Regions from separate parts of the Mus musculus genome. Here region 1 is linked to region 2. Evidence: chromatin contacts called from ENCODE Hi-C data. All regions are on one chromosome and are shown on one strand. Each heading gives the region's core, a stretch centred on a gene start or an enhancer-like site at or near the end of the contact. The rest is flanking DNA. Distances are from core to core; before and after follow the strand shown. Region 1 has its middle 41 kb from the start of Gm34633. Region 2 holds the start of Ric8b (RIC8 guanine nucleotide exchange factor B).

Region 1 (4,913 bases), core at 2,187-4,686, 130 kb before region 2:
AGTGTATACGAGTATATGAGTGAGTGTGTGTGTGTATGTGTGTGTGTGTGAGTGTGTGTGTGTGAGTGTGTGTGTGTGTGAGTGTGTGTGTGTGTGTGTGTATGTGAGTGTGTGGAAGCCCAGAAAGGGTGTTGGATCCCTCACAGCTAGAACCACACGTGTTTTCAGGACACGTGGCTTGCACTGTGAGTGTCTATGCTTGGATTCTGTGTCTTGTGGTTACTCATCAAGTACCATTGATCTATCTCTCCAGCCATGCTGCTACCTTCAGAATGCTGAGGTTAGGTGCCAATACAGCTGGTTTATGTGCACACACACACACACACACACACACAGCCATGCATGTATTTCAAAACAAAAACACAAAAGCTCCAACTGTGTGTTTCATGGAAGCATTACACTAAAGCTGCAAAATAGTCCAAGCTACTCACCACACTCATCACAGTTGTAAATACAAGAAAACAAAAGTTATACGTTGGGGAAGAAAAGGAGTATGACTCATACACTTGTAACTGCTAATAATTTTAACTCAGGAAACCAAAGAGAACCAACAGAAAAGTGGCTATAAACAAGAAGAGCTGTCTGTAAGGCTGCCAGTAGCATCAATGTTCACATACAAAGGCAACAAGTTCACCCAGCAAATGTAAATCCATTTAGGATAGTGTAAACAAAATGAGTAAACTGCAAATCCATGAGTCCATGGTAGTCTGGGTTTGTATTTCTGGGCCTGTGATGAAGTGGAACAGGGAAGCAGCCCATGTCACGTGTCATGTGTCACGTGACCGAGAAGCAGTGAATCCAACCCCCCCCCCCCCAACAAACACACACACACACACACACACACACACACACGGTGTTTTTCTTTTTTGAGGCAGGGTCTCATCTAGCCCGGGTTGACTCACTATGAGGCCAAGGATGTCCCTGGGTTATCTGGATCCTTCGGCCTCAACTGCTGGATTTCAGGGACTGCAGGTACACACACTGCACTTAGCTATGGTGAAGACTATCAGAAGATACAAAGCAGACAGAGAGACATAGGGGTTAAAATGGAGACACTCAACATCATGTAAGTTCATCAGGAGACCACAGCTGATTTTGAATTTGAACCTGGAAATTGTTTTGCCTAAAATGCAAATAATTCATGGCATCTCCAACAGGTGGCAGTGTCTCATGATTTCTTCACAACGGTTGAGCCAACCAAGCAGGCAAATCGCACTTTGGTGTTAGCGTTTACTTCAATACCTTTAATGTATGGAAACCTGCGGGTGACATAAAAACAAAGAGCACAACCTATCCCTTTGTCAGGACAGAGCTGGGGAAAGATGCAGGGAGAGAAGTCTGTGCACATAACATCACATTTAATTTGAATTCTGCTGCTCGAGCAGATGTAAAACACAGCTGAAGATACTTGCTACTTTGAATGGAGATTTCATTGGGGGAGGGGAGGGCTCACCTCATAGACTTATACAGTAAACATTGATGGCCCTCAGTGTGCAGATCTCCTTTCCTGCCCCACTTTTAAAACATTCTCTATTTGACAAAAGCAGCAACATAGCCTCACTATCTTATTATGATCTCAAATCCAAACCATTTATTCATTCGTTCATGATAGAAATAGTTCCAAGTCCTGAGGTCGGGGACCCCTAAGAAAGAGTTAGGGGAAGGACTGAAGGAGCTGAAGGGGAGGGCAACCCCATAGGAAGACCAACAGTGCCAACTAACCCAGACACCTGGGAGCTCCCAGAGACTAAACCACCAACCAAAGAGCATACACGGGCTGGTCCAAGCCCCCTGCACATATGTAGCAGAGGACTGCCTTGTCTGGCCTCAGTGGGAGAGGATGTGCCTAATCCTGTAGAGACTTGATGCCCTAAGGAAGGGGGATCATGGGGGAAGGGGAGGTGTGGGTGAGGGAGGGTGTGGGTGGGTGGAAGAGTACTCTCTCAGAGGCAAAGAGGAGGGTGAAGAACTCGGGAGGGGAGACCAGGAAGCGGGGGCAACATTTGGAATGTAAATAAATAAAATAGTTTAATTTTAAAAAAAGAAATAGTTCCAGGTCAAATTGCATATGATTATTTAACTATTCTTCTTAATGTTCCCTAGCATTCTTTTTTAACGTGTTTCTTATTCGTTCTACCCAATACTGATTTTATTAAGGTATAGGTGCATGTATCCTGTGCTTTGACCATGGTCGTTCCCTCTCTTTCCTCCCTAGGGTTCCCATTCGCTCCTCAACTATCATGCCCTGTATATTATCTTCGTGACTACTTTTTTTCAGCGCATAAGTGTTTGTTTGTATATTTATTCCCGTTGCTCGGAATGTATTTAAGAGCTTAGAAGATGTGCACATATCCAGTGAAGTTAGTGTTCCTGCTGTCACCCCTCCACCGAGACCCGCTTGGAGTGCCTCAGAAAGATCTAGATGCTAATAAACCCAGGCAGACTGCTAGAGGGCAGTAGAAGCGCGTGCTGCTTTTAGTCCCCGACCAGCTCCGGATCAAGGCAGGCTCTTCCCTCCCATTTCAAAAGGGAAGGCCGAGACCCCTCCAGAAGGAAAGGCAGCAGCCATCAAGTTTACCTGACCAGTTACTCAAACAATCTAAAAGCAGAATTGCATGCAGATCACCTGCTTTTTAATGATTTAATATTTACGGCATTTTTTTTTTTACATATAGGTACATTGGAAATTTTTTTAATGTTTTGTGTAAAAGCTTTTTGTTTTGTTTTGTTTTTGTTTGTTTGTTTGTTTGGAAAATGACAATTCAAAAGAAGGAGGATGCAAATAAGTGTCTTTCTGTTTCCCACTCAGTTCTGCTGCTGGAGAGAAACTGCTCACCAAGTCCCAAGACCCAGAGATAGTTGAACTAAATGCAGGCTGACTTCTGGTGCCCTGTCTGCGGTGCAAGCGGGGGTGGGGAGCAGGCGGGCAGAATTCACGCACAGAATCTAGAGTAATGTGAACAAAAGCGTGAACGCTGTTGACCCCAGGCAAACGTCTCCATCACCCACCCACCCAGCCGTGCTCCCCAAAAGGAAATCTACAAAGGTTTCTACGCTCTGAAGTGCCCCCCCCTTCTTCTTCCTGTTGATTTAACAGATCCGAAACCCTACCAGCGGCACCCACAGTATCGATCTTGGTAAATCCTGCCTTCTGAAGCTGTCCCTGGTGTAATTAAATTACTGTAAATACAATTAGAAAGTCCCTCTAGGTGGTCTGTGTGACACTAGCCCCAAAGGAATTGTCTTGAAATATCTGAATCCAAAGTAAAGAGGAAAGTGGCGGAATCCCCTTAATCTTTGGGGCCAGTCCTTTGAGGATTTGTGGCTGTGAAATAACCGGAGGCTGGGGGGAGAGGGGGTTAGGCATAGCCAGCGGCACTTTCAGGAGACATTTTTTTCTGTACCCGGGCCTTCAGGGTCAGTGTGGGGGCTCCGGTCTCCACTGCCAGCTTCCTGCCCCCTCCCCTTGTCTTCTTTCCGAGGCCTGACCAGTGATTTGCAATTCGCTTTCATTCTGGCTGAGCAGGGTCCTGGCCAACTTCGCATCCAGCACTTGTGCACAGGGTTGGGAGCTGTTGCTATGTGGTCCACGTGTGTTGCTCAACAAGCTTAAACTTTGCCTAGCCCGTGCTAAACTAATTTGCGTCAATTTGTCTACATCATGCCAACAATCGTTCTGAATAGGGCATACAAGGCTGTTGAGAAAGGGCCTGGGACCAGATGCCGCCGGCCATTCTGCCGAGCCTCGAGATCTCTAGTTCTTCTCCATGGTTTCGTCATATCCTAGTGACAATGTTAGTTTTTCCACTGTGGAGTTAAAACTTTTTTTTTTTTTTAAACAAAAGACACTGCCTATACAACAGGCAATCCAACCGATTTTTTTTTTTTTGTAAGAAAGAAACTGTTGACACACTGTTTCCTAACAACCCCCTACCCTCAGTTTTAAAGAAGCAAAGAGTGTGAAGTTTTAAAGAAAACGTTTATGCAGCTGTGACCAGGTACTATACAAACTGTCCTTCTTTTAGACTAAAACTGTAAGCCTAAAAGCCGATTGCTTTTTACAGAAAGATAATTTTAAAATAAGAAAATAATTAGCACTTATGCCTACAGACAGTCAGACAATACAGGATAGCCAAAGCCGTTTGTAGTAAAAAGAGTTCTCGTGAAAGATTTGTTTTATTGTTTGAGGCAGGGTCTCACCCATAGCTCAGGCTGATCTGGAACTCACTGTATGTAGCCCATTTTGGCCTTGAAATCACTTTGATTCTCCTGCCTCAGACTCCCAGGTGTTGGAATTAGAGGCATGGACTATCACATTCAGCGCAAAAATAATATTTTTAGAGACTTACTTTCTTTTTAATTGCGTGTGTGGCTGTATCTGTGTGTGGGCATGCGCACGTGTGTGTAGGTTCCCTCGGGCGCTAGAGCAGGGCTTCAGACCCTCGGGAGCTGGAGTCACAGAGGTCGTGAGTTCATCAACAAGGCTGCTGGAAAACAAACCCTGCCTCTCTGCAAGAGCTGTTTGAACTCTTAACTCCTGAGCCAGCTCTTTTTTTTTTTTAATTTATTTTATTTTTATTATATGTAAGTACACTGTAGCTGTCTTCAGACACTCCAGAAGAGGGAGTCAGATCTCATTAAGGATGGTTGTGAGCCACCATGTGGTTGCTGGGATTTGAACTCAGGACCTTCGGAAGAGCAGTTGGGTGCTCTTACCCACTGAGCCATCTCTCCAGCCCCAAGCCAGCTCTTAAAACCCAGGAATACTTCTTTCTACATAGCCACGGCTGTCCTGCAACACACTGTAGACGAGGCTGGCCTTGAACTCACAGAGATCCACCTACCTCTGCCTCTGGAGTGCTGAGACTAAAGACCCAATGGCCCCCAAGAAACGCTTTTAATGTAGAAGAACT
Region 2 (4,591 bases), core at 370-2,869:
GCACTAGACTTAGAGTTGGAGAGCTAGACTCAACTCTCAGTCTTATTTTTCATTGGGTATGTGACTTTGGGAAGACATTATTATCCTGAGTGTTACTCTCTGTGAAATGAGGAATATCCTCCTCACTGTCCTCACTAGATTGCTGGGAAGATTAAGTGGGTATGAAGGTTCTTTTAAAACAAGAAGTATGTCTCTTCTGGAGGTATTTTCTACTAAGCGCAGAAATGGGCATACAGGCAGTTCACTGATACAAAATATATGAGAGCGGAGTAGTAGGCACAGAAGAGAAGGTCCACAGGGGCATACAGCCATGTTTCTTTCAGAGAGGGCTGATAAATAGGCAGGGGAAAGGAACAGTAAGGTACCTGTTAGGTATATGGTGTAACTTGGTGATGGATGGGTCTTCAGAGAAGAGAGTCATACAAGTCTCCCAAACAGCCTAAAGGTGTTAGGTAGGCTACTTATTAAAGCAAACATGAGAAACTGCTGAAAGGAAAAGGAAGATCTAATGGTACTTGGAGAGAGAGCTCCTCCAGAGATGAAAGTGGTATTAATAATAAGATACCGATCACTGTAGCAAAAGACCAGTGAATGGATAGTTTGAAAACCTAGGTGGGAAGGCTCTGGCTCCCAGGAATGACCTTGGGCTAGTTACTTAGCCCATCTGGAGGCTCCATTGCAAAACACAGATAATACCTCACAGGATTGCTGTCAAGATTAAATGAGATAATGAACAGAAAAGCTGTTAATGCGATACAAATAACAGGTATTATTAGGAGTTGGATTTTCTACCCACTTGCAACATATGTCCATGACCTTGGGGCGTGATTTCAGTTCTTTGCACCTCGGTTTCCTCATCTATGAAATGGGAAGGTTGATACCATCTACTTTATAAGCACTTGGAGGATATCAAAGGAGATCACATAAAAGACATCAATGCCTGGTAAACCATACAATGGTACAGGTACACAAAGACCTGCCATCGTTGCTGATATGTTTTGTGCATGACAAGGGCCGTGTTTATGCAGAGAAGCATGTATTTTCACACTATACAGGTGAGAAAGCCTCGCATGCATTTTATGCATCCAGGAACGGGGCACTGGGCAGCCGCGCATCTACAGATTCTGGGGGTGTGCCTTGCACGTTTAGGAAGAAGACCACAGGACAGGCTGCTGGGCCAGAAATCGGAGTGGGCATTATAGTGGAGGCAATGGGTAGATGCAGGATGAACGAGTGGGAAAGGCTGGGGGCACAAACACGCATGCCCAAGCCGGAAACGTTTTCGGGGGAGAGCAATGCGCATCCCCGGAATGAGGGGGATGGGGAGGATGCGAAGTGCAAGCCCCGAAGGCGGCCCGGGGGGAGGGGGGACAAGACAGCGAACGCCCGGGGCCAGAGTTCTTTACCTTGTCGCTGTAATCCCTCAGGACCCGCTCGATAGCCCCCGCCTCGCCGGCCCGGACGATGTAGAGGGCGCGCTCTTCATCCATGGCCGCAGGTGCGGGGGAGCCGCAGCCGCTGTGCGCGCCCCAGCCGCTGCCTCCCAGGTAAACGCCTCGCGCCCCCGCTACCTCGCTCCTTCCCAGCTTCCTTCCTTCCCTCCTTCCCTCCCTCCCTCCAGCCTCCAACCCGCCAGCCTCCGCCCGGGCAGGCCCTACGTCACCGCCCCTCAACTTTCACCCCGCGACGTCACCGCTCCCCCAGCAACCGGCGCCCGGAGGCCTCCCCTGACAAGGCCCGGGGCTTGGTGGAGGCCTGAGGAGCCACCAGAGACTGAGTCAGGCCCAGGCCCTGCCTACTCCCCTAGGTCTGCCAGCCTTGGGGAAGAGTTGGGCTTCGCAGCGGGCTTCCACGAGCAGAACTGTCTCTCCTAACACTCTATGAATCATTCCCCCATAGCGGACGAGAACTGGCGGGCTGTTCCCCGCCCATCTGCGAGCCTACCGCTTCTACACTACAATTCCCGACATGCAATGGGCTCATCCCACGCTGTCATCTGAGTTATTAGTGAACTGAATAGCATGCCGGAATTGGTAGTCATCCAGTGCAAAAGACTTCCCTCTTTCCAGAGGGCATGCTGGAAAATGTAGTTCCCTAAAGGCCGGAAACCAGAATCCTGCGACCGCTGGAGGCCAGAGGCGGAGGGACCCTTCGTTGGTGGGAGGGTCTAAACTGGGGTTTAACTGGGTTTTTTGTTTTTGGGTTTTTTTTTTTTTTTTTTTGGTTTTTATTTTTTTCTTTTTTCTGACCTGCACTTAGACGCGGCTGGTTGGACTTACTGACGATGGCGAAACGGCCGACCCTTGGTAGTGGCTGTCAGCGCCAGGTTGAGTTCCCTCTATGCTCAGTTAGCGGTTTCCGTCTCTGGAATGCTCACCCTCCTCACCCGGTTGCAGTCCTGTTATGCACTAGGCTACAGCAACATGGGAAATTGAACACAGTTCTTTGTGGAACCCTAAGGAATCACAACAGATAAAGAAATTTGGAGAGATCTATATATCTATATAGATATTATTTGGAGATAGATTATTAGATTATGTATATATAATTTTATATTATATGTATGTATATGTGTGTGTGTGTGTATGTACATATATACATATATATTTTATTTCTATTTTCCAGATGAAGAAATTGAAGCTCAGAATTAATGAGGCATACCTGGGATTTGAACCCAGGGAAATTAGCTCTGCACTTAGTAATTGAGAAAGTTGAGATTTGAATCCAGGTCGTTCCCAAAGATGTAAATATCACACAACCAGAGTATCCATGGAGTCAGTGGTGATGGAGGCACATATTCTCCAAGTGTTAGTTCTGTGCCAGCCACTTACATTTCATCTGGGTTCACTCAACATCTCAAAAAATTAAATATTTGAGAATTTGTGCATTGCTGGGCATTATCCAATACAGTGTGGATACAGTGGCTCCCAAAACAAGTCCCAACCTTACTGGGTGGTCTGTTCTTGTGGACATCACCATGAACAGCCCTGCTGTTCTTGTTTTAAAATGAGCAGTCTTGAAAATTTAAAATGCATAGTTTTTATATTAAGTTTGGACCTGGAGCCTGTTCTGCACTCCCAGGCTCTCTCATAGAGAATAGATGAATTCTGCAAGAAATTTCCAAGCGTTTTACCCTCAAGTAATCATCCTTGTTGCCTTCCCCGTGGGCCTCTTAAGCTTTGCTGAAGAGGAAGGAGAGATGTACAAGTGTTTACTCATCTTCTTGGGTTTCTGTTACCCTGTAGTAGATCTGGGGAGATTTAAACAGTGTAGACGCCGAGCCCATGGAGCTTGGATTTTCTGATGATTATACTTTTCATGAAGCCAGTATTTTATTGACCATGCAGCTGAACAGTCATTGAAGAGCAGGAGACGATTGTGGTTTTGTTTGTTGTTATTGAAACAGATGCTGAAGCCAATCAGTAAAGAGAGAGATTCGTTTGGTTCTGTCCATGGCTCCTTGGTGTTATTCCCTGTGACCAGAGTGTACCTCATGGCTCCCTGACAGGGCATAGTAGAAAAACCTGCTCACTCCATGGCAGCTGGAAGGCAAAGATCCAGGAAAGAGCGAGGGCCCGATATTCCCTCCAATAGCAATAGCACGCTGCTGTGGACCTAACTCTCTCTGCTTAAGTAAAGGTCTCACCACTTCCCAACAGTATCATGGATTGGGGACCAAGCCTTAAACAAATGGGCCCAGACATTCCAGATCCGAAGTATGTAAAAAGATGAATAATTTATCTGTAATAAATTAGGTCAGAAAGATTTTAATATGACTCTCAAAAGAGAATACTTCTAAGAAAGGTCCTGTAAACTACAACCCGAATATTAAAATATCTAGCAATTCTTTAGGTTTACAAAACATTTACTTCCCACTTTTAATAGGTTTAACAGTTTAAATAAGTCACTGAAACAACACCTAATGTACCATTGGCAAAGGCACTGTTTCCATTTTATAGAGAACAGGTCCAGATGAGTTAAGTAAAAAACTGGAACTCTAGCGAATCTGTCCAGTATTTCATGAAGTCCTACTTGGGTAATTCTTTATTTGGGTGTCATCTTAGAGTTTCTGTTGCTGCAAGGAAACACCAAGACCCAAAAGCAAGTTGGGGAGGAAAGGGTTTATTCAGCTTATACTTCCACATTGCTGCTCATCACCAAAGGAAGCCAGGACAAGAACCTGGAGTCAGGAGCTGATGCAGAGGTCATGAAGGGGTGCTGCTTGTGGCTTGCTTTATGCTCAGCCTGCTTATAAAACCCAGGACTACCAGCCCAGGGATGGCACCATCCACAATTGGACAGGACCTCCCCATTGATCACTAATTGAGAAAATGCCTTACCACTGGGTCTTACTGAGACATCTTTCTCAACTGAGGCTCCTTCCTCTCTGATGGCCCTTGCTTGTGTCAAGTTGACATAAAACCATCCAGTACAGTAGCCAAGGCCTCCTGAAGAGAATAAGTAGAAAGTATTCCAGTAAAGATATTTTTCTTTAAAAAATGAGGGCTCTTACACATCTTTGAAATGTCTGTTTAGCAGAAATAGGCTATATTTTTAGTCTCCAATTCTGTATTTCTAAAAAAGAAAACAA

Evidence for each region. A loop is a pair of places that touch in the nucleus more often than their neighbours do.
Region 1: a loop to region 2 is called in a map of heart, with 2.0 times the contacts of the local background. The contact joins the enhancer-like site here to the promoter of Ric8b in region 2. A Hi-C loop is called at or near these places in 4 of 37 maps with a recorded cell type or tissue (gastrocnemius, heart and left cerebral cortex).

What each region holds. Positions count from the first base shown.
Region 1 is chr10:85,043,059-85,047,971 of GRCm38, reverse strand. No RefSeq gene overlaps it. Among named protein-coding and RNA genes, the nearest start is that of Gm34633, 41 kb to the right of the region's middle. Within about 2 kb of position 3,436, at least 1 of the 3 ENCODE cell types and tissues checked has a DNase peak (open chromatin) inside an H3K27ac peak, as active enhancers do; it is heart, where a contact is called at or near this core.
Region 2 is chr10:84,914,641-84,919,231 of GRCm38, reverse strand. It overlaps Ric8b (RIC8 guanine nucleotide exchange factor B), which reads right to left and starts at 1,619. Exons shown (of 10, transcript NM_183172.2): 1 at 1,407-1,619. The coding sequence starts at 1,490.